Linked DNA regions of Mus musculus: all the other regions are linked to region 1. A link is a loop called in an ENCODE intact Hi-C map of the cell type or tissue named here. Cell type or tissue: heart. All regions are shown on one strand.

The links. Hi-C counts contacts between places; a loop is a spot of excess contacts. Peaks named below come from ENCODE experiments on the same cell type or tissue, not always from the same donor. Only the 100,000 strongest peaks of a DNase experiment are listed, where the experiment ranks them.
Region 2: it touches region 1 in a loop (2.3-fold over the local background); 3 of 42 quality-filtered maps call a loop at or near these places.
Region 3: it touches region 1 in a loop (6-fold over the local background); 18 of 42 quality-filtered maps call a loop at or near these places.

The regions. Positions count from the first base shown.
Region 1 is chr1:55,083,062-55,091,061 of GRCm38, reverse strand. Hspd1 (heat shock protein 1 (chaperonin)) reads left to right here and starts at 3,130. Exons shown (of 12, transcript NM_010477.4): 1 at 3,130-3,283; 2 at 4,121-4,296; 3 at 6,277-6,529; 4 at 7,255-7,337; 5 at 7,900-7,995. The coding sequence starts at 4,123. It overlaps Hspe1 (heat shock protein 1 (chaperonin 10)), which reads right to left and starts at 2,914. Exons shown (of 4, transcript NM_008303.4): 1 at 2,650-2,914; 2 at 1,847-2,011; 3 at 260-349. The coding sequence starts at 2,652. In heart, a CTCF peak has its summit at 4,827 (motif pointing right); a DNase peak (open chromatin) is centred at 2,921; H3K4me3 peaks cover 4,969 bases; H3K27ac peaks cover 3,325 bases.
Region 2 is chr1:55,211,904-55,219,903 of GRCm38, reverse strand. It overlaps Rftn2 (raftlin family member 2), which reads left to right. Exons shown (of 9, transcript NM_028713.1): 2 at 5,601-5,784. Among named protein-coding and RNA genes, the nearest start is that of Gm10561, 11 kb to the left of the region's middle. In heart, no CTCF peak of the experiment used is centred here; a DNase peak (open chromatin) is centred at 4,293.
Region 3 is chr1:55,022,982-55,030,981 of GRCm38, reverse strand. Sf3b1 (splicing factor 3b, subunit 1) reads left to right here and starts at 3,504. Exons shown (of 25, transcript NM_031179.2): 1 at 3,504-3,643. The coding sequence starts at 3,616. In heart, CTCF peaks have their summits at 3,532 and 5,131 (motif pointing right); DNase peaks (open chromatin) are centred at 1,931 and 3,441; H3K4me3 peaks cover 3,437 bases; H3K27ac peaks cover 3,223 bases.

The DNA of each region.
Region 1 (8,000 bases):
AAAGAGACTATTGGTTAAGATAGTCATAGCAAATATAACTCATTTTAAATTATTAGCTTTGCCGGGCAGTGGTGGCACACACCTTAATCCCAGCACTTGGGAGGCAGAGGCAGGTGGATTTCTGAGTTCGGGGCCAGCCTGGTTTACAGAGTGAGTTCCAGGACAGCCAAGGCTACACAGAGAAACCCAGTCTTGAACCACCCCCTCCCCCGAAATTAAAAAAAAAATAGATAAAATAAAAATTCTTAGCTTGACTTACCTTGTCATCTAGAACTACTTTGGTGCCTCCATATTCTGGGAGAAGAACTTTATCTCCAACTTTCACACTGACAGGCTCAATCTCTCCACTCTGATGAAAACAGTCACTTGTTAGCCAAGAGTCTGCTTGTCTTGTTCATTAGACACACAGTGAACTTTTTGTTTCAGTATGCACACCAGGGGCCTCCTGCCTCAGGTTTGTATTATAGGCATTAACCAGTCACATTAAACTCTGTAACTTTTAAATCACTAAATTAATGAAATGTGCCCAAACCAGTATGTTCTTAGGTACCTAATTAGTGGTTAAGCAATATAATTTACATTAAATATAGATCCCTACAATATAAGAATTGCATAGTTACAATATGAAGGAGACACTCACTAAAACTTCATTTCAGTGGACAACTAAGGCTGGCTAACTTTCTACTGTTAAATATTAACACACCCTGTAGACCAAGTAAAATAAAGCAGCTTGTACCACCAGACGGTAAATGATCATGTATGATTCCTTTCAACAAAAATTCGGCATTACCTTTCTCCGTTTAATATACATTTACTGACTGAATGCCCTTGTTATCTATCAAGAGACTGAAGTGGAATGTCTACTCCCCCTAATACTCTCGCGATTTAGTTAAGTAAAGAACACCCACAGTAGTTCCACCTCCCTTCTCAAGTCTCATGCCAACTAAAACTCAATGGTGTAAGATTAAAACTATTTCAGTGTCTGGGCTCCCCCACCCCTGCCACTTCACCCTTTCTTTTTGGGGAAGGGAGAGGGAGACAGGGTCTATATCAAAATTGACAGGCCATCAATTCCGGATCCTTCTACCTCAGCACTATACCCTTCTCCCAACCTGTGCTTAGAATTAGTTCTGTGCCTTATTAATAAATACCTCCTTCAGCTCTGAAATGGCCGTGGGGGTTTATCTACTTGCGCGATCTTTTTGTCTATTTAAAATTTGAAGAACAGGATATAAAATAGCTACAGAGGTTATTTCATATTGTAAGATTTTGTTTTACTTTTTTGGGACATGGTCTCATCCTGTACCTCCTGCTGGCCTAAAAAGATTCTACAGTCCACCTGCCTTAGGCTCCAAAGAACCTGGGCCACAGGCATGAGCCACCATCAAGGCAGGCACTTTTCAGCCTCTAGAGCTTGGGGCACTGCAGAGTTAGCTCAGTGGGTAAACAGGTAAGTAGACTTGCTATGAAAGTAGGGGAGCCCAAACCAGGATCCTAAAACTAGAGTAAAAAGGCTGTAACCCGCAACATGTTGAGGCCCAGAAACCAGACTAGTCAACACTTTACCCCAAAGGAGTAAGGTGGAGATGCCCCTGCTACACAGCATATAGACATGTGCAAACACGTCACACAAATACCTTTTGCCTTTCTTCAGAAACATAAAATAATTCTAAAACAATATAAAACAGTCATTTTCCTGAATGGGAGGTTCTTTGTGAATTGAAATTTGACTTGAAATTCTTCCCCCCAAAAATGCCATTGTAATTCATTTTTTTAATTACCAAAGGAATTCCCCTCCTTCCACATCACACTGGAATTCAGTACCACTCCAGGGGCACCAGTTTACCTTTCCTTTCCCTCCTGACCCCACAGCCACGACCGTTGCTTGCAACACTTTTCCTTGAGACTTTTCTGGAAGCATAATGCCACCTTTGGTTACAGTTTCGGCAGCACTCCTTTCAACCAATACTCTGTCAAAGAGCGGAAGAAACTTCCTAAAAGCTTGTCCAGCCTGTGGAGAGAAATGTGATCAAACAGAGTGTAAGTTCGAAGTGTCAGAACACGAACAGTTAAGACCACCGCAAGCCTTAACTCTCAACAGGTCAAAACTGACCTGTTCCAAAAAGGACAAGAAAATTCAAGTGTACTTTTAGAATATACTCAGTGTTCCACTCTATATAGGACAAACTGAGTTTCATTTCCCTGTCTGGTGTGTGTGTGTGTGTGGTGGTGGTGGTGGGGGGGGGTCTTCATTACTAATCAGCAATCGCCACCTTGATCTATTCCAAGGTCAAACATTTCTTTAATTTTTTTAAAAATTCGAATAACGGGGGAGTGGCGTCACTTTTCGAGCCTGGATCTTAGTCTTTCTCCAACATAGGACACATCCACTGAAGCCCTGCCAGGGCAGGTGGGCTTCTGCGTGTGCATCGGGTTCCCGCCCCCTGCCCCAGACGCTTTGTCGCACACGTGCGTGCGGCAAAGCCATGGTGGAGAGAGAAATGGCCTCGCTTCTGCAGAGCCATGGGCGGACACCGGACACTGACCAGACCCCGGACCCCTGTCCTATTAGTCCCAAAGCGCACAAGGGTTCGCCGTGGGCCGCAGGCCGAACTGGACCCGCAGGCCTGCCAACCACGAGACACTCACCATGACTCTCGCCTTCGCCGCCACCACCGCAGCTCCGGACTCTGAACTCGGGCCGCTGCTGCAAGGAGAGTCCTGCTGGCCGGCTGGGACACGTGAAAAGGCCGCGCAGCGCGCAGGCGCACTCAGCCCCCCGAGCGTGAGAGGGGGCGGCCACGCCGACGCGCGCGCCGATTGGTGGCGAGGGCTCCGCGCAAGGGGGCCGACGCGGGCGGCCGGAGGCGGAAGAAAAGGGGAGCACTTTCTAGGCTTTTCCAGGCCGGCCGCCGAGGTGAAAGAACGAGCCCCCCTCCCGGAAATGACGCCACTTGACCTTTCACCCACGGGACGCGCGGGGCCTTCCGGAAGGTTCTAGAACGGACCGTGGCCCAGGAACCAGCGTAGGGCGGCGGGAGAGGGCTGAGGCCGCAGAGCTGAGGCGGCTCTGGTACGGAGGGCGGGGCCGCGCGCGCCGCATGCAGATTGCAGGGCCCCGGCGTGGGAGAGAGCGGGGGGCGCGCGCGCGCACACGCGGGGCCGCGGGGCGGGGCGGGGAGGGAGGGGACTCGGGCTCATTGCGGTGCGCGCCCAGAGCTGGGTCCCTCACTCGCCGCAGACGGCCTGCCTCGCCTCGTGCTCTCCTGCCGCCGCCCCGCAGGTACGCGGCCTCGGCGTGCAGGGCGCCCCGGCGCTCGCGGGGGGCTGCTTGCAGCGCGGACCGAGCACGGAGGACTAGGGGGAGAAGTCTGGCAGCGACGCCGCAGGCTCGGCTCACTTGTCCAGGCCCAGCGGGGCCACGCTGGTTTCATCACGTGTGGCGGGGACCACGCGATCCAGGCCGAGCGCCGGAGCAAGGGCGGGCTAGGGTGGAAGCAACTTGGGCCCTCTGGTGCCACCTGCGCCTGGCGCACTGCAGGACTCTGTGGGAGGGTGGTCGGGGTCCTTTAGTCCCCGGTGGCCGCGGCGGTCCGGTGTTCACTTTGACCTTGCTCGGGGCTCCTGGTCGGGAAGACACGTGGGGCCGCGAGGCTGGACTGACCTACTGTCTTTTCCTCCGGCCTTGCTAGCTGCTGTGTTACCGTAGCTTCGGGTGGATACCTGGCGACACACTCAGAGGGTTTTGCACCGTCATGAGTACTTCTGTAGTTCTCTAGGCAATTGCATTTAGAACCTGCCTTGCTTGCACCAACTTGATTTTTTTCCTTTGGACACTTTTCGGAGTGGATCTGCTCCCAAGGCCGCTTTGGCAGTGAAAGATTAACTTGAGAGGGCAGAGTGGGTGGCCATGGGGATGTGGTTTTCTGTGCTTTGTGCTTATGCTGTTGGTCAGGCTTGGGGTCAGCCTCCATGATCAGTTGGCTAGCAGATTATGCCCTGAATCTGCAGCGCCCAGGCATGGTGGTTAGCAGAGGACAGCCCAGCTCCAATCTAGCCTCCCATGTTTTGAAGCACCGTTGGACAAGTTTGTAGTGATTTTTCTTTTTTCCTTCCCCAGAAATGCTTCGACTACCCACAGTCCTTCGCCAGATGAGACCAGTGTCCCGGGCACTGGCTCCTCATCTCACTCGGGCCTATGCCAAAGATGTAAAATTTGGTGCGGACGCTCGAGCCTTAATGCTTCAAGGTGTAGACCTTTTAGCAGATGCTGTAGCTGTTACAATGGGGCCAAAGGTACCAGTATACTTAAATGGTGTTAAAGAATATAGTAGCTGCAAGACAGCAATTTGTTATCAAGTTTTGTGAAAAATCTAATTTGCATGTGGTACAACTTAGTGGTCTAGAGGTGTTATTTAGTCAGGAGGTCTATTGGTCATTCTACCACCATGGTGTCCTTACTACTGCTCCAGGCGATTTGGGGGACTTTTGTACATTGTGATGTAATAGAGTAGTAATATCTCAAGGAGGATTTTCAAACTATAGTCATGATTTTGTGCATGCTTGCATTAAATTTTGGATCTCGTCCCAGTAGTTAGAGGGTATAGAGGGGAAAGTACAACTTAAGTCTAATAATACCTCAAAGTATATAGCTGTAATGTGAGAGTTCACTCATTGTGCTGAAATACTCCAACACATAAGGCAAAATGCACTAGCATAGAATCATTGGTTTCTGTGTTTTTTGTTTTGTTTTTTTAAGTAACTAAACCTTTTTTTTTCAAGATTTATTTATTATATGTAAGTACACTGTAGCTGTTTTCAGGCACACCAGAAGAGGGTGTCAGATCTCATTACGGGTGGTTGTGAGCCACCATGTGGTTGCTGGGATTTGAAGGTTGCTGGGACCTTCGGAAGAGCAGTCAGTGCTCTTACCCGCTGAGCCATCTTTACAAACTTTACTTTATGGGCTTTGTTGTTTGGGGGTTTTGTTTTTAAGACAGCATTTCTCCGGTAGCCTAGACTGTCCTGAGACTCAGAGCGATCCATCCACCAGCTTCTGCAACACATATCACCAGACTGTTTTCACTTGCCCTTGGGAGAAAACCTTTGTGGTCTTCCATTCGTCCCTTCATTGTACACCTCGTGATTGCTACAATTTTCACATTGCAAAAAAATTGTCCAGTTTTTGCTTTTGAGAGAGTCTCACTAGCTTAGTCTGAGTTCTAACTCCCTTGTGGCAAGGCTGTCCTTGAACAACTTACATCTCAAGTGTAGGAATTCAGTATTATACTCACAGGGTCTCTAACCATAGCTGGCCAAGTCAGCCTTGAACTCAGAGCAGTGCTAAGATCAGAGGTTGTGATCACACATTTGTGTGGCTGAATAGGGAGCTATAGTACTTTGAGGACACCATTGGATGTGGTGCACAGTCATTTTAAATTAATGCTAAACTGGTCTAAAGAGCTGCATAATCCCAACACTCAGGAGGCTTAGGCTGGTAGTTCTCTAAGTTTCAGGAAAGCATGGCAACAATAGAAATCCTGTCTTGAAAAACAAAACAACAAAAAAACCTGCATCTTTTTTTTTTTTCTCGTATTTTCCTCAATTACATTTCCAATGCTATCCCAAAAGTCTTCCACACATGCACCCCCCCCCCCAAAACCTGCATCTTTAAGAACTGTTTACATAGCTCAAGACAATAGAAGTTTGGTTCAAATCCAAAAGTTGCCAATACTTGTTGGTGTCATATTTGAAGTTTTTTATTGAGCGAACCAGAAAAGCACATTATCTTACTGGCTGATATTTAGTGAATGAATTTTAAAGCAAAACATGTTTTAAAAATAGTTCATAAGCAGGGCTGTAGTGGTAGTGGTGCATGCCTCTAATTCCAGCTAGCCTTTAGGAGGCAGAGGCAAGCAGATCTTTGTGTTTTGTGAGTTTGAGGACAGGAAAGGCTACACAGAAATGTCCTGTCTCAGAAAACAAAATAAACCTAGGTCATAGCCAAAACTCAAGTGCAAATGATGTGAAGAGTGTTCTGGGATTTGGCGATTAACATCTGTGCTTTCTTGTTTTATGGGTGGCATCTGTTAGTACCAGGGAATTCCTGTTGTGCTTCATTCAATGTTGGACTCCTGGCAAATGATCAGTGCTCATTTTTTATAGACCTAAGATGGTTGATTAACGTGGCTTTGAGATTCATGTTGCAGGATGGTTAAAAATGACAAATTTGAGGGTTATCATTGAGGGTTGCTTTTTTTTTCCCTGTCGCTGTAGGGAAGAACTGTGATTATTGAACAGAGTTGGGGAAGTCCCAAAGTAACAAAAGATGGGGTCACTGTTGCAAAGTCAATTGATTTAAAGGATAAATACAAAAATATTGGAGCTAAACTTGTTCAGGACGTTGCCAATAACACAAACGAAGAGGCTGGGGATGGCACCACCACTGCCACTGTTCTGGCACGATCTATTGCCAAGGAGGGCTTTGAGAAGATCAGCAAAGGGGCTAATCCAGTGGAAATCCGGAGAGGTAAGAGTATATCATTGATCTTATCCTGTAAAGAATTCTGTTGTCTTTATCTTTGTCCTTTTTATTACATTCGTTGTAGAGTTTGTGAGTGTTCATTCTTGGTGGAATTGCCCTTTCCTTACTTATGTGGGTTTCCAAGGTGGAACTGAGGCTTCATTCAGGCTTGTGGGTCAAGTACTTTTATCCCCTAGACCATCTTCCACATCTTGTTTTTTAACTTGTCTCAATTAATGGAAGTGAAAATTCAGGGTTCTCTGTAGACCAGGCTAGTTAGCTTCAAACTCAGAGATCTGCCTGCTTCTTCTGCCTTCAGAGTGCTAGGATTAAAGGTGGGCACTACCACACCCAGACCAAGACCCTGTACTCTTAACCTTTAAGCTATCTCTGCAGCCAAGAATGAGTAGGTCTTAGCCTTCCCTGGCATGGTGTCCTGTATAAATACATGCTGGTCTCAAATTTTTAGCCATTCTGTCTTAGTCTTTAGTCTTAGTCAGGTACTGGGATTACAGGTGTGAGCCACCACACAACATCTAGGTCAAGTTTTCAAAATGTTGTTGGTTTTCAACTTAATTATGAAATTCTGAGATTGATTGAGTGCATACTGTGTTGTTTGGTACAGTTAGGAGAGTGCTGGCACGAGGTTACATGTAAATGTTAAAAGAGTCTGTAAGTTTATACTTGGGGACCTTGATAAGCATTGTTAGTAACATACATTCTTGAACTAGGTGTGATGTTGGCTGTGGATGCTGTAATTGCTGAACTTAAGAAACAGTCTAAACCTGTGACAACCCCTGAAGAAATTGCTCAGGTAAGAATTTTACTAATTCAACCTATAGACCAGGTTGGCCTTGAACTCAAATTCCCCTGCCTCTGCCTCTGCCTCCAGAGTGTTTGGCTCATCACTGCCATGCCTACTAATTTGGATCTTAATAGGTGGCTTGTTGTTGTAGTTGTATGTGGCTGTAAGTAAGATTTGTGTTATTGTGCAGATATTCTTAGTGATATCAGTGTACTCTGTGCTGCGTGGGTTCAAACCTAGCCCTTGAAGCATAGCAGACAAGTATTTTTTTGTGTGTGCACCATATGCATGCCTGAACCCGTAGAAGGAGATGTTAGAGACAGTTGCCAGCCACTGTGTGGATGCTGGGTACTGACCTGAACAACAGCAAGTCATCTTAACCACTGAGCCATCTCTCCAGCCCCTTTAGTTTATTTATTCTTACTTTGTCAGATAATGGAAGGACTGAGGGTGTGTCTCCATTTAACCAGGACTTCATTAAAATTACTATTAACTGTAAAGTACTAGTATAGAGTGTCAAAGTTGAAAATACTAATCAGTATTTAATTTTGAAGTAACTTGGTTATTTCAGGTTGCTACAATTTCTGCAAATGGAGACAAAGACATTGGGAACATCATTTCTGATGCAATGAAAAAGGTTGGAAGAAAGGGTGTCATCACAGTGAAGGCAAG
Region 2 (8,000 bases), 130 kb before region 1:
CGGAATTATGGAGTTGGGGGCTCTGTGGTTTCAGACACCTGTCTCTGGGAACGTGGCTCAGTTTCTGTCCCTTGTAGAGTTTTCTACTGGGTCACCGGAGCAAGCCTCATTCAAGCACAATAGGGTGCCTATCACAGCCGCACACACTAATGGTTTCTGTAAAGGACCAAACTATAACATATTAGTCTTTCTGAGCCATGTGGCCTCAGTCACACCTGATTGACTCTGCACACCATGCTAGAGCTGCCAAAAGGGATACACAGCTAAACTCCACGGCGGTCCTTTGCTGACTGCTCTTACAGTGCAATGAGAGCACAACTTTAACTGTCACAGGCAAGTCCAGCACTGTGGGGTATAGAGTGAGATACCTAGTAACCACCGTATGATCCCATTTCATACGGCTCAAGACATCCATCAGGTGGCCTGCCCAGGGGCAGGCTGCTCCTTTAGCACATAGTCTATGCTTGACACTGCATTGTAGAGACTAGGGCTGTGTTCCTGGTCTGCAGCACTAAGGGAAGAGCAAGGAGTAATTACTGGACAGTCAAGGCTCAGTATGGTGGAAGGATGGAACCAAAATTGGAAAGGATGGAATGGGAGGTCTCGGAAGAGCAGGCCACTTTCTCGATTTTTCATTAAATAATTGTTACCTGGGAGTTGGTAGTTTTAAGTATGTTCTGTGCTTGTTTCCTGTATATGTTATACCCACCATCAGGGTACAGTTGAAAGTGTGGATGGGAATATGGACGGAGATAAAGCAAACAAGGCAGAAAGTCAGGGTGACTGGAGGTGAGAAGCAGGAGGAATTCTGTGGCCTGAGAGAGGCAGCACAGAAAGTGGAGAGAAGCTTTCGTACGTGAAAGAGAAAGTAGACAAAGGCAGGTCACAAGATTCCCAAAATGCCATGAGTCTATTGTCATGTGTCCAGTGCCAAGCAAGTTACAAGCCTCTAATTCTAGCACTTGGGAGCCTGGTGCAAAATAACTGGCCCCATGTTCAAGGCCAGCCTGGACTCCAAAGACCCTGCCTCAAAATACAAGTAGAAAGAAAAGAAAAAGAAAAACTGCCATTATGTTACTTCATTTAACAACATGAGTGACTTCAGCAGTGGCTAGCTTCACTAATAAACAAAGGTCGAAATGCTATTTACATTGTATTCCATTTCTCGATTTCTTAAAACTTATAATCCTCTTAACAGCCACATGCTAAGATACTCAGCGGTCTATCATAGTCTAAACCAGTGATTCTCAACTTGTGGGTCTTGACCCTTTCACAGGGGTCACATAGCAGATATCCTGGGTAACAGATATTTGCATTACTATTCACAACAGTAGTAAAATTGCAAGTATAATGTAGCAACAAAAATAATTTTATGGTCACCACCACCCCACCCCCACCCCCACCCCACACATGCGAGACTGTATTAAAGGACTGAGGTATCAGGAAGATTCAGAGCCATGGTTTGGCTGATCTCATGTCTGGATTCACAAATGTTCAACAACTGTGGTTCAAACAATAACGTTTTCCTTCCTATGGCACTGGAGTGTCCCAGTTTCCACCTCATCCTGCCTGGGTTCCAGCTCAGCCTCAGAAATTACTAACAATAAGTCAATGTCCTAATCTCTCTCCTTGAGTTGCCCTATCAGGCAATCAGATCCACCATGCAGGGTTTGCTGGAATCGAGAACTGGCCATGGCCTGATCACATAGGACTTGGCACTTATAGGAGTTAACTCTGGTCTACAGTTGCTGGGGAGAGCATACAGGTCGCCAGGCCATTGCCCCCTTTAAACTATGGCAAAGTTGCTGGCTGGAGTTTGCACATTTTGTTTTTACTTAAGATAACAATTTTAGATGCATTCCATAAATTTAAGCCAGTCCTCAGAGGTAAGAAATGAAATATGTATTTCTCATAGCACTATGTCATCAGGGCCGAACTTTTGAGTGTTTAACAATTGCTTGACTTTATGGTGGAGTATGGCTTTGTATCTTTTTTAGTAATTTGGGCTTGTTTGTTTGTTCGTTTGTTTGTTTGTTTGTTTTTAAGGCCTCATGCTATAAGCCAGCCTAGCTTGAAACTCATTTATGTAACACGGGCAGCTTCAGAACTTGTGGTCATCTTCCTGTGTCAGCCTCCCACATGTAGGGATGACAAGCATGAGGCACCATGTCCACTGACTGGCATTTAAAGGGTCACTCTTTGGAGCTTTTTACCAAAGGAGTAAGAAAAGCATCACAGATACTTCGTTTTTCGGAGCTTTGAGAAGAGACAATGTTGTTCAACCCTCAACATGTTTTAATTGTAGCAATAAAAGTTCCCTTGCTGTTTGTATAATTTTCAAAACAGTTACAGACTGCTTCATAACAATAGCCCTGTAAGATACAGCAAGGCTTTTACAGATCATGTAACATTAATTTACCAGTAACCAGCCACACCCACAGGGCCATAAACACCATGTGTTCCTTCTTCCCAACACCTTGTGCAGCACTCAGGCAAGCAAGAAAGCATACAGCTGCTGCTCACTGCCTGTGCTGGCAATCGACCAGAAGCCACCGCCTCCTCCCCCTTAATCTTGTGTGTCTACAGCTCTGATATTACTTTCCTACATAAGGACATCAAACCAAAGGCTTGTCCTCAAAGGCTGGGCCTGTCATAGATTTGTGATTACTCCACTCTGAGTGCAGTTGAAAAGTCCTTGCTCAGTGTGTCCTGCGCTGCCCGCCTCACAGTGCGAACAATTAGGTTTGAATACCTAACAGTCAACACCAACTCTGTTGAAAATATTCAGGTGGAGGGACGACATGAAAAGAAGTTCTCCACAAAGCTTTTGAATTTGAGATGGAGATTGACAACAAGACCCCTGGTCTACACACACATGCACTCACACACACACACAGACGCACATACATACACATATACACATGCATATACACACCAATATCCACATATGCATGTGTACACACACATATACACACACATGCATTTACATACACACCTAATAGTGACTCCTACCAAGCCAGCCAGAGACAAGGCCAGCTCAGTAAAGTCTTTGGATGGAAGTCACACTATTGCTCTTCACCAAATCCTGTCCTAGTTTGTCATCCCGTTGATATAGTAAATACCATGATTAAAAACAACCTAGAAAGAAGTGGGTTTATTTCATCTTATACTTGCAGTCATGACCCATCATTGAGGGAAGTCGCAGCAGGTACCCTTAGGGAGTGTCTTAGTTAGGATTTTACTGCTGTGAACAGACACCATGACCAAGGCAACTCTTATAAAAAACAACATTTAATTGGGGCTGGCTTACGGGTTCAGAGGTTCAGTCCATTATCATCAAGGTTGGAGCATGGCATTGTCCAGGTAGGAAGGTGCAGGAGGAGCTGAGAGTTCTGTCTTCATCTGAAGGCTGCTAGCAGAATATTGACTTCCAGGCAGCTAGGATGAGGGTCTTAAAGCCCACCTATTCCAACAAGGCCACACCTTCTAATAGTGCTCCTCCCTGGGCTGGACATATACAAACCATCACAGGGAGTTCCCATTAAACAGCCCAGAGAAGCTTATAAACAAGTAACTGTAATACAGCAGTGTACACAGTAGAGGAAGGAATAAGTAACGTGGGGTTGGGGACAGAGAAGGCTTATTGTGGTGAGACAGAGTGACAGACAGGTTCAGAACTCTGAACTGTCCCATGTCAAAGTGAAGTGCACAAGAGGGAGGCTGGCAGGAGGCCTGGAGATCCTGCAGGCCACGCTAACTTCTCCGCTTCCTGCCCTATTGCCATGGGAGCCATTACATGGCTATAGTTTTCTTTAAAATGATGTACAATTGTCACCTAGTTCTAAAGATAAGTTCCCATTACATTTCATTCTCTGGTCCTAAGAATTTGTTCCACATTGTTGTTCCTCAGCTGCTTTCTTAAAAAAAAAAACAAAAACAAAAGTCAGGGTTTGTAGACCAAATGTTTAAAACAAGAGTGAAGCCAGATGGGTCAGGAAGCCTGCCACACAGACAGACAGACAGACAGACAGACAGACAGACAGACTGGGCTGGGTGTGTACTCGGAGACCAGGTGCTTCTTCAAAGGTCAGGACTGTCCTTTGTTCTCATGTCTATTCATCATGATGAAGAAAATATTTTAGATGGTAGGATATTAGTTGACATCCAAGAGGGACTAAAACGGAAGGAAATGTATCGGCATGACTCTCTGTGGAGTGCCTCGTTTTCGTTTGAGAAGCTGGGGTGAGTGCTCACTGCTGTGGAACTGTTCCATCACGTGAGTGTTAGTGTGAGGGCGTGGAGACTTCCTCTGACCCTTCTTCCTCATCTGCGCCTTAACCTTCTTCCTGTGCTCAGGCAATCAGCAACAGTTCTGCGCTGGACTCCACTAGCCCGTGAAAAGCCAGCCCAGCCCTTACTTGCAATGAATTGCATGTTTTCTTACTAATCAGCTCCAGGTCTCTTTCTGGATAATTATCCTTATTGTCCTCCATAAAATGAGAAGTATTAAACAGAGAATGGAGCTATTTAAATGAATACCTCTAGAACTGTGGAGACAGGCTCTCCAGCTGCGTACTGGCTTTGCTTTTAATCCTGTAGTCAACACAAGTACGTTCTTAGAGAGTTTGGGGGGGGGGGTGCAGTAGGGGGGTGGAGACTTCAATTACATGGCAGGGGCTTTTTTAGTTTATTTTGGTTTTTGTTTTGTTTTGTTTGTTTGTTTGGTTGGTTGGTTGGTTGGTTGGTTTGGTTTTTTAAGACAGGGTTTCTCTGTATAGCCCTGGCTGTCCTGGAACTCACTCTGTAGACCAGGCTGGCCTCAAACTCAGAAATCCGCCTGCCTCTGCCTCCCAAGTGCTGGGATTAAAGGCGTGCACCACCACCACCTGGCCTACATGGCAGTTTTGCTTTTAAATTTCATCTATGTCTAGTTCTGTTCTTTTCTTTAATGATTTCTGTCTAAGAAATAAAATTTCTCCCCTTTTTAGGTTTTAAACTTATAGAAACTGTATCTTTAAGAAATCATGCATCTCTTCCTTTAATCCCAGAACTCAGGAGGCAGAGGCAGTCAGATCTCTATGAGTTCAAGGCCAGCCTGGTTTACAGAGCAAGTTCCTGAACAGCCAGGGCTACAAAGAGAAAAAACAAAAAGAGAATACTAATGCTACTAAAAATAATAAAAAGAAATCATGCATCTCATCCTAGTCCTAAAAACTATTGGCTCTTTAAATTATCATTTTGATGTACATCATTGATATCTTTTAAAGGCAATATAGTCACTTAGATAAAACCCTTCATAGTAAAGGAACATGTGAGGCCGTCTGGTTCTGGACATATTGGCAACATTGTGTATCCATCAGTTGGGTCAATCACCTTTAGCTATTGTCTAAAACAGGATTAGTCTACAGTCATACTACCCTGAACACATTTAATCTCACTTGAAATAGGAAATATATAACACATGTTAGTGTGTCTTACTCAAAATTAAGCCATGTGGCTGGCTGTCTCTCCTATTCACTAATATTATCACATACTGATAGAAATAAGGTAGAATTCAATATTACCAATGTGAAATTTTCTCTTCATTCTTGGTATCTCAGCTTCAACAAATCCAGACGTCATCAAGATAAATTCAGTCCTGGATATAGTTGCCAAAGTGGAAGACTATTATCTTAAGGGCTATGTTGTTGGGGCCATTCACCCAGTTATACAACCTGTGGGGCAGCGGAAGCACCTTCCAGCAAGTCACCTGTACAGGGCGGTGCTGTCCCGGCTGAAGCTAAGGTAAGCAGAGCGCTTGAGAAAAGTCACCTCAGAGACAGTTAAGAATGATGACTTTCTTTAATCTTTTTTTTTAAGATTTATTTATTATATGTAAGTACATTGTAGCTGTCTTCAGACACCTAGAAGAGGGCATCAGATCACATTACAGATGGTTGTGAGCCACCACGTGGTTGCTGGCATTTTAACTCAGGACCTTCAGAAGAGCAGTCGGTGCTCTTAACCGCTGAGCCATCTCTCCAGCCCAATCTCAAGAAGAGAGAGAGAGAGAGAGAGAGAGAGAGAGAGAGAGCCAGAACAGCCCCCACCCCCAACGTTGTCTTTACTCTTTGGAGGCAAATAAATACCAAGGGAGGGTGTGATCGAGAAAGGGAAAGTCGAGAGAGATCCAAGGAACGCCCATTAAAGCTGGGTGTCCTGGCAACTCCTACAGGAACCACCAGAAGATAAGGATCAGCAATTAGCCTAAGCAAACTGGCCCAGTCTAGGCAACCTCTCTCAAGAGTTCTTCCAGGTACCTGTGTTCTCATTAAGAATAGCAGCTGGAGGGGCTGGAGAGATGGCTCAGAGGTTAAGAGCACTGACTTCTCGTCCAGAGGTCCTGAATTCAATTCCCAGAAACCACACGGTGGCTTACAACCATCTGTAATGGGATCTAATGCCCTCTTCTGGTGTTTCTGAAGATAGCTACAGTGTACTCATGTAAATAAAATAAATAAACCTTAAAAAAAAAAAAAAATGGTAGCTGGAGCTTAGCCTGCCTGCATCCTAAAACTTTCATAGTAGAAGAAAGCACTACAATGCCAAGTTCTCATAAATTAAATAGACATATTGGCAACGTTTCCCCTGGGATTCTTGGGATTGAAGCTATGCTTTCTTTAACAAGCAAAACGGGGTCTGAAGGACCTTTTGGGTTGAGTACATAGTTCAGTGGCACAGCACCTGTGCAAGGCCCTGCGTTAGCTCCACAAGAAAACTGTTGTCTTAGTTACTGTTCTAACTTAGGTGTTGTGAAGAGACACCATGACCAAGGCAACTCTTTAAAAGAGAAACCATTTAATTAGGGAGTTGCTTACGATTATCACGTGATGGAACACAGGCAGTGGCAGTGCTGGGGCTGGAGCTGCAGGCGGAAGGCAGAAGAAGAAACACTGCCCTCTGGCAGTGACACCCCTACACCAACAAAGCCACACCTAATCCTTCCTAGGTGATCAACTGAAGACTAAGCATGCAAATGTGTTAGCCTAGGAGGGCCATGGGCATTCAAACCAGCACAGCTGCTTTGAGTCTCTGCAATGAAGAATGAAAATGGCCATAATGTTGCCTCAAATTAATATATTAAAGAGTCTTGCACAATTCTTCATCTTTATAAAAACTGTCTTAGGGACTTCTGGCTGGGAGAGGTACGGTGAATACTGGCCTTGCAAGCTTTGAGGTTGAGTTCAATCCCAGAACACATAAAGGGTGGAAGGAGCCAGCCCCACAGAGCTGTCCTCAGACCCTACACACACACTCACACACACACACATACACACACACACACTCATACAGACACACAATAAAGTGATACAATTTTTATCTCAAAATTGTGTTTCCTCTTCACAGTGGTGGGTGAACAGCAATCTTACTACGTAAAGGCTAAAGAAAATCATAAGAGGGGAAAGGGTGAGAGAACAGGAAAATGGGAAAAGGAGGGGAGAAGAGAGAGCAGGCCTTTACATTTTCAGATGGTGGACTAGGGGTGCATCAGTCAATCGAGTGCTTGCCTAGCATGTGGGAAGCATTGGGCTCATTTTCTGGTACCACAGAAACCAGATATAGGCTCACACGCCTGTCATCCTAGCATTCAGGAGGGTCAAAAAATAAAGTCATTCTCTACTACATATTAGGTTTGAGACCTGTCTGAGACACTTAAGTTATCTAAGTATTAAAAAAAAAAAAAAAAAAGCTGGGTGATGTTGGTGTATGCCTTTAGTCCCAGCACTCAGGAGGCAGAGGGAGGCAAGCTCTCTGAGTGTCAAGACCAGCCTGGTCTACAGAGCAAGTACCACAACAGCCAAGGCTACACAGAAAAAGCCTGTTCTAGGGCCGGTGGTTTGGCGGGGAAGGGGGGAGCGAGCAGAAGTTTTGGAGGTTTTGTTGTTCACTGCTAAAGATCAAATCCAAGATCTCGCACATTCTAGGCAGGTACTCTACCACTGAGCCATGTCCCCAGCCCC
Region 3 (8,000 bases), 60 kb after region 1:
ACAAAACCCACTGTCTTGTACCAAATCAGCATGCCAGACAGTCTTGCCTTTTTTTTTTATGCTGACTTTTTTTCTGTAGACTGATTCTATAGTTGGCTCAGTGATCAAAAGCACTCACTGTTCTTGCCAATGATCAGGGTTCGGTTCCCAGCATCAAGGTCATAGTTCCCAGTCATTTCTAACTCCGGTTCCAGGGAATCCAATGTCTTTTTTTTTTTTTTTTTTTTTGAGACAGGGTTTCTCTGTGTAGACCAGGCTGGCCTCAAACTCAGAAATCTGCCTGCCTTTGCCTCTCAAGTGCTGGGATTTAAGGTGTGTGCCACCACTGCCTGGCCCAATGTTCTCTTCTGACCTCAGCAGGTACCAGCCATACATGTGATTACACACATACATACAGATAAAACATCCATACATGGCATGGTGGCATATGTCTTTAATACCAGCGCTAGGGAAGCAGAGACAGGCAGATCTCTATGAGTTCAAGGCTAGCTTGGTCTACATATGAGTTAAGTGAGTAGAGATAGGAGATGGTTATTCTTAAATGGGTAGACAGCTAGGAAGAGTGGTCCGGGATAGGAGCCATCAAACTAACCAGATTCCCAGACTCTTGCCCAAAAGAAACTCCTTCATTACCCAGAACTTTTTCTTCACTGGAAGGTTACTGGGTTAACTTCCTCCCGGACCCCCTTGGGGGCCACAGACAACCCATTGGGTGGGCTTGGCAGGGTAAGCCCCTGACTGAGGGCTCATGCCCTCTCATCATTGTGGACCTCTGATAACAAAAGTGGCTTGGCTCTGAGGGAATGTTTGCCACAGGTACTTCCTCAGGTTCCCCCAACTTGTGTTTAGTCAAGTCCATACTGTCACTGGAGACGACCCAAGCAGCTAAAGGCATCTTAGCAGATCTAATTCAAGACGGAGAAACAGCTGGCCTGGGGTAGCACATGCCTTTAATCCTAGCACTCAGGAGCCAGAGGCAAGCAGATTTCTGAGTCTGAGGCTAGCCTGGTCTACAGAGGGAGTTCCAGGACAGCCAGAGACACACAGTCAGACGATGTCAAGTAAACAAACAAAAACAGAGCCAAATTTTGCTCCACACCTTATTTAAAAGCACAGAAGCAGTGTCTAGGGGGCTTATGGTGTTCCCTTTCTGTTCATCCGCCCTTGTATCACAGCTGCAAGAAATCTCAGATGTGATAGACTGCAGATCTCGACCCTGTGATTCTTTTTAAAATTTTATGTGTATGAGTATTTTGCCTGCATGTATATATGTGCACCATATGTGTGCCCCGTGCCCACAGGAGCCAGAAGAGGAAATCAGAGCCCCTAGGAGTTGCCCCATAGCTGGTTGTTAGTAACCATGCGGGTGTTTGGAAGTGAACCTGCATCCTCTTGCAAGAGCAGTCAGTGCTCTTAACTGCTGAGACATCTCTAAAACCTCCAAGTTGTTTTGTTTTGTTCTGAGACAGGGTGTCTCTGTGTAGCCCTGGCTGGCTGTCCTGGAACTCACTCTGTAGACCAGGTTGGCCTCAAACTTAGAGATCTGTCTCCCTCTGCTTTCAGAGTGCTGTGATTAAGGGGGTGTGCCACTAACCTACCTGCAGAAATTCTTTTGTTGATGGAGAAACAGACTTCCCGGGAGGAGCTATCAGGCAACACCAGAGACTACACAGCGAGACCCTGTCTCAAAACAAAACAACTACATTGCTTTAAGAAGTAAACCTGCTCTGCTCTTTTTTTTTTCCTGCTCTGCTCTTACTAGTCTCTTGACTCTGCTATCACAGTGTGAGAATGGTCTTTCCCAAAGTGTGTCTGTGGGTGTGCGGGCAGGTTGGTGGGAACAAGAAGCTGAGAGGTCATCTTCAGCCGCAGACATACGGCAGAGAGAGCAAACTGAAAGTAGACTGAGGCGAGGAACTCTAATCTTGTCTCCAGCGATGTACTTCCTCTTTCTGCAAGGCTGCACAACCTCCCCAAATAAGGAGCCTAAGGGAGCCGTCTCGGACTCATTTTAATACTCTCCTTCCTGTCCTGAACCATATTAGTATTCTTTCAGGAACAAACATACAGACAAGTAGGCTGTGGTGAGAAAAATCTTTTTTGTTTTGTTTTTGTTTTTTGAGACAGGGTTTCTCTGTGTAGCCCTGTGGAACTCACTTTGTAGAACAGGCTGGCCTTGAACTCAGAAATCCGCCTGCCTCTGCCTCCTGAGTGCTGGGATTAAAGGCGTGCGCCACCACGCCCAGCATGAAAAAATCTTATTTTTATAAAAGAGGATTCACAAGACAATTCTGGGTGATCTTTTAGTGATGTTTATCATTACTCTGGAACTCCAGGAAGTATTTAGCTTCTACAATTACCACAAATGCAGCAAATGCTCCTTTGAATCTGTTATAGAAATGATAAGCCTTCCCAGTGAGAAAGCATCCTGCACATTTGGAGGATAATAAAGGAAAAAGGTCTGGCACAGCTGGCTCTGGCTAATGCTCGGTAGGGCCAGCCTTGAATACATTTTGATAACTTAGAGACACCTTAGGCTTATTTTCTCCAAATATGAGGTTATCCTCAAATTTGTAATTTAGGTCCCAACCCTGGGTTACATTTAGTACAACTTAAACAGAGACAGAAGGCTGAAAATCTGGTCAATAGGTCACTCCTATTTGCCTGGTCATTTAGGCATCAGTTATTGCCAGAATTATTTTAAGTGCACCAGTGTTGTACTTTTTCAAATAGTTGTTACCTGGGGTCATCTTACCCATTTGGCAGAATTATGTTTCTCTCAAGAAAAGAACTGGGCTTTATTGTAGATCAGGACTTAACATTGCTTGTGACCCTATACTATTCCCTTGAGCTGCCTGTTAAGAGAAGTATTCTACCGTATCTAATGGCTGGTCAATACTGGTGAACCAACATTAACATCTTAGGCATCATAAACTTTATTTCTAACAGGCCTGGCTAGCATACTGTTTATTTTTTGGGTGTCTTGGAGGCAGTGTTCCTTTGGCTAAATTCTATTTTGTGTAATTTAATCTCTCTCTCTCTCTACTTTTTATTTTTGTTTTTTTCGAGACAGGGTTTCTCTGTGTAGCCTTGGCTGTTCTGGAACTCACTCTGTAGACCAGGCTGGCCTCGAACTCAGAATCTGCCTGCCGCTGCCTCCCAAGTGCTGGGATTAAAGGGGTGCGCCACCACTGCCAGGCTCCTTTGGTTTTATTAAAGACAGGCTTTGTCTGTACAGCCCTGGCTTCGGGAACTCTCTTTGTAGACCAGGCTGGCCTCGAACTGCCTCTTCTCTTCCGAGTGCTTGAATTAACGGCACGTTACCCACCACTGGCCGGACAGGCTACAGCCCTCTTGGGAAGTAGCCATCCTCTTCCGCGTTTAGTCTTCCCCGCGGTTTCGCTGGCTTTTTAAGGAAGCCGCCGGGAGCCCGCCCTGGCCCCGCCCACTCCCATAATGCCCCTCGCAGTCTCATATAGGTGGCAGTTGAAGTACGTGCTACAGTGCGGCGCGCGCTCCCGGGTGCGCACGCTCAGAGAGCGGCCTCTGTTTCTGGCGGCGGCGAGCGGAAGTCCTTGGGAGCGCCAGTTCCGTCTGTGTGTTCGAGTGGACAAAATGGCGAAGATCGCCAAGACTCACGAAGGTAAGCGGCCTTTCCCTTCCCACGCGCGACCTCGGCAGCCAGCCAGCCGCGGCCCTCTCTCCTGGCTTTCTGCGTCTTCGCGTGGCATCTCTGGTCTCGACCGAGGCCGCGCGGCGAGGCCTGCTCGGCTCGTCGGCGCAGGCCGCTGCCCGCGTAATGGCGTCCTCTCGCACTCCGGGACCGGCGCTTTGTTCCGCGCTGGCTGTTGGTGCTTCCGAGTTCTCTTGTTCTGACCGGAGAGCCTCGCTCGAGCGGCTTGCCCCGGGGGACTCCCGGGGAGGGAGCGGGGAGGCGGACGTGGGAGGCCGACTTTCTCGCCCCCCGGGCGCTATCGTCGGCAGTTCGTACCTGGAAAGCCCTGAATGACGGCAGCCGCTTTCGGGCCGCTCCTAACGGAGGCCGCTTCAGCGCAGGCCTGCCAATCCCAGCCTTCGCGATACAGGCATCTCCAAGGCGGCTGGATCGTGTTGTGGTGCTTGCACTAAATGATTCCGGCAGAAAATCTGGTAGTTTACTCCTTTAATCACTTGTGTCCTGGTGTTCTATCTTTTTCCCTTTGAGAGCTAGGTGTTGGAGAATCAGGAGGAAGAGAGAAGGAAAGGCAGATTTGACCAGTTGCCAAAGTTTTCTGGGTAGTCGCTTATTTTATGCTGCACAAGAGTAAACAGAGCTAGAAACATGTTGAGAAGCAACCAGATTCCATAAGGAAAGTAACCAGAGAAGACGGGAAGGAATTTGAGTCTGAGAGACAGAATCCCTGTTTCTTGGCTCCCGGTTAAGAAGCCAAAATTTACGCTGACACTAAGTCACTAAACCCGTCCTTTCTAAGTGTGTGTCTCGGTGTTAGAGAGAGGTAACAAGCTAAGGATGTCAGAAATTTGACAGTTTGATGTGGAAGCAGATGTGTGAATATTCTCTTAGAAAATCAAAGGAATGTGTACAGAGAAGTAAAGCCAGTACTTTCTGAGAAGCTGGGTAACGGAGCCATTAATTTATGCTTAGTTATTTTTGGGAGGTGGTGACGCGGCGCTGATAAAAAAGGATCAATCAGTTTTAAATTAGGGGAGGATGTCTGAGCCGGAGGGAACATCTTGTACCATGCAGTGAGTGTCGCTGTGGTAGGATAGAGGAGGGTGTAAGGAGGGAATTCCGATGCGAATCTAAAGAGATGGTTTAGGACCAATAGCTGGGACATTTGAGGAACTGAAAATACTAACACTTTTGAAAGCCAGAAATGTCCCTGCATTAACTAGTCTTTTGTCTTTAAACATGAAAGTACAACACATGTTTTTGTTTTCTTTTTTGAGATAGTCTTACTATGTAATTCCGGTTGCCCTGAAACTTCCTGAATAGAGGAGACTGGGTCCCACTTCAAAGAAACTCATCCTCCTGCCTCTGCTTCCCAAGTGCTGGGTAAAAGGCCTGTGCCTGGTTAGCCCAACACTTTTTTTAAAAAAAAAGATTTATGTGAATACACTCTGTCACTGTCTTCAGACACACCAGAAGAGGGCGTCAGATCCTATTACAGATGGTTGTGAGCCATCTGTAATTGAATTGAACTGAGGACCTCTGGAAGAGCAGTCCAGCCCCTAGCCCAACACTTTTTAAAGCCAGAAATGTTTTTGGCCTCATTATTTATCTTTAGACTACTTCAGATATTGTTTGTAAAATAATTAGGAAATTGAATCGTGTCGCTGTTTTGTTCAGTCAGTGGTAGGTTATTTATTTTAATTGTTTTCCATTGTGGGGAACCAGTGAAATTATTGGACTTCCAGAGCATGGGGGAGGGGAAGTGCTTACTGAAGGAAAGCATGGTTTACTCCTTACTGGCTTCCTTATAGCTGCATAGGTAGAGTCCCATACCCTAATAGGTTATTGATTTATGGAGATTTATGGATATTTTGTAGCTTTGATTGTTGGCTTATTGATATCTTCAATGTAGCATACTCCCAGTTGGATAAATGCAAAGTTTATTTTATGTGCATTAATATTTTTGCCTGCATGTAACGTCTGTCTGAAGGTGTCAGATTCCCTGGAATTGGATTAAAGGACAGTTGTAAGATGCCACATGGGTGCTGGGAACTGAACCTAGGTCTTCTGGAAGAGCAGCCACTGCTCTCAGCTGCAGAGCCATCTTTCTGGCCCTGGTAAATGTAAAGTTTAGGGTCCTTTCCTCTTTCCTTTCCCCTTCCCTTCCCTTCCCTTCCCCCTCCCTCCTCCTTTCCTTTCCTTTTTCATTGTAGAAGCCCAGCTAAACTTGTTTTCAAAAATTGCAATTGCTTTTTTTTTTTTTTTTTTTTTGGTTTTCGAGACAGGGTTTCTCTGTGTAGCCCTGGCTGTCCTGGAACTCACTTTGTAGACCAGGCTGGCCTCGAGCTCAGAAAATCCGCCTGCCTCTGCCTTCCGAGTGCTGAGTTTCGATTTTTTTTTTGTAAAAATTGCTATTTTATTTAGGATTATTTTATTATTGAATTAATAAAAAATATTATAGAAGTATGTCACAATTTGGTATAAGGTCCCTCAGTATAAATCTTTATTGTCTTAGTCTTTTTTTGTTGTTGTGTTGTTGCTACGTTTGTTTGTTTTGAGACAGAGTTTCTCTCTGTAGCTCTGTCCTGGAATTTGCTCTGTTTATCAGTCTGGCCTAGAACTTTTTTTTTTTTTTTTAGACAATCTCTTCATGTAGTTTCAGCTGTTCTGAAACACTCTTGGTAGACTATGCTGGCCTCAGATTGGCCTCCCAAGAGCTGGGATCAGAGTTGTGCACCACCATGCCTGTCTAAAGTAGAGTTTTTGAAAAATTTTTATATTTATATTTGCTTTGTGCAAAAATGAGAGGACAACTTGGAAGAGTCTGTTCCCACTTTGGGTGATGTAGGTTCTGGGATTCCAATTTAGGTTGTCAGGTTTGGCAGGAAGTGAGTTTACACCCTTAATCAGAGTAATCTCATTAAAGCTTTCTCTACTGTTGGTGTAAACAGGAATTTTATATACCTTAATAGCTCCAGTGTCTGGTCAGTAATGGGTATTTAAATGTTAAATCAACATTTACTTGCTAGATTAGCATGTTTTAGATTTACTTTACTACTTTTGGAGAAAGATTTTCTTGTCAACCAGGCTGGCCTTGACTTCTGATTTTCTACCTCTTAAGTGCTAGATTTATAGATTGGCCCGTGAATTCACAAACCCTGTGGTTTTTATGGGAAAAGTTTCACAGAAATGGGATCATTTATTTGTATTTTTTCCCTTATATTTATCTATTGTGTTTATCTATGTATTTTTGCTTCTATGTCCATGTGGAAGTCAGGACAACTTTCTGGAGTTGGATTCAGGTTTTCAGGCTTGCTGCAAGTGCCTTTAGCTGCTGAGCCATCTTGGTAGACTTCACTTTTGTTTTCTCTTGGAAATGGAATTATCGTGTGGGCCTGGTTGGCTGGTTGCTTTCGGTGCTTCCTTCCTTCCTTGTTTGCTTGCTTCCTTCCTTTTTTTTTCTTTTTTTCTTTTTTCTTTTTTTTTTTTGAGACCCAGACCAGATTTCTCCATGTATCCCTGACTGTCTTGGAACTTGCTTTGTAGACCAGGCTGGCCTCAGACTCACAGCGAGATCCATCTGCCTTTGCTTCCCAAGTGCTGGGATTAAAGGCATGCACCACTACATCCTCATTTTGTATCTTACTTAAGTTGGTCTCATACTTGGAGGAACCCTTTGCCTCCTGAACACTGGGATTTTTGGCATGTACCACCACTATGCCTTCTAGATCTCAAAGTTTGGGATCAATCCCCAGGATTTTGTATTTATACTACAGAGCATTTGGCATTGAACTACCCTCCCACTCTGAAAAGGGGTATTTAAAACCCAGTTTTGGTACATCAGTTTGGTCAGACAGGTAGGAAATAGCCTATTATTGTTCTGAGAATCTTCTGAATTGAGAGGAAAAGATGATTTAGCCTTAAAGTTGGAAGACTGTAGATAACTGCAAGATTTGGTTTTGGCTTCCCAGTGAATATATAATAAAATACGATCTTCCTTTCCCCAAGTAACAGATTAATATTTGTATGTGTGTCATGCATATGCATATGTGCATTTGTGTAGTATTTGTATGTGTGTAGGTATCTCCACCTGTGTGTGTGTGTTGTGTGCACATGGAAGCCAAAGGAGGCAGTTGGGCTTATTCCCTTGAGATAAGGTATCTTTTGGTTTTTCGAGACAGGGTTTCTCTGTGTAGCCTTGGCTGTCCTGGAACTCACTTTGTAGACCAGGCTGGCCTCCTACTCAGAAATCCTCCTACCTCTGCCTCCCAAGTGCTGGGATTAAAGGCGTCTGCCACCACACCCGGCCTGAGATAAGGTATCTTAC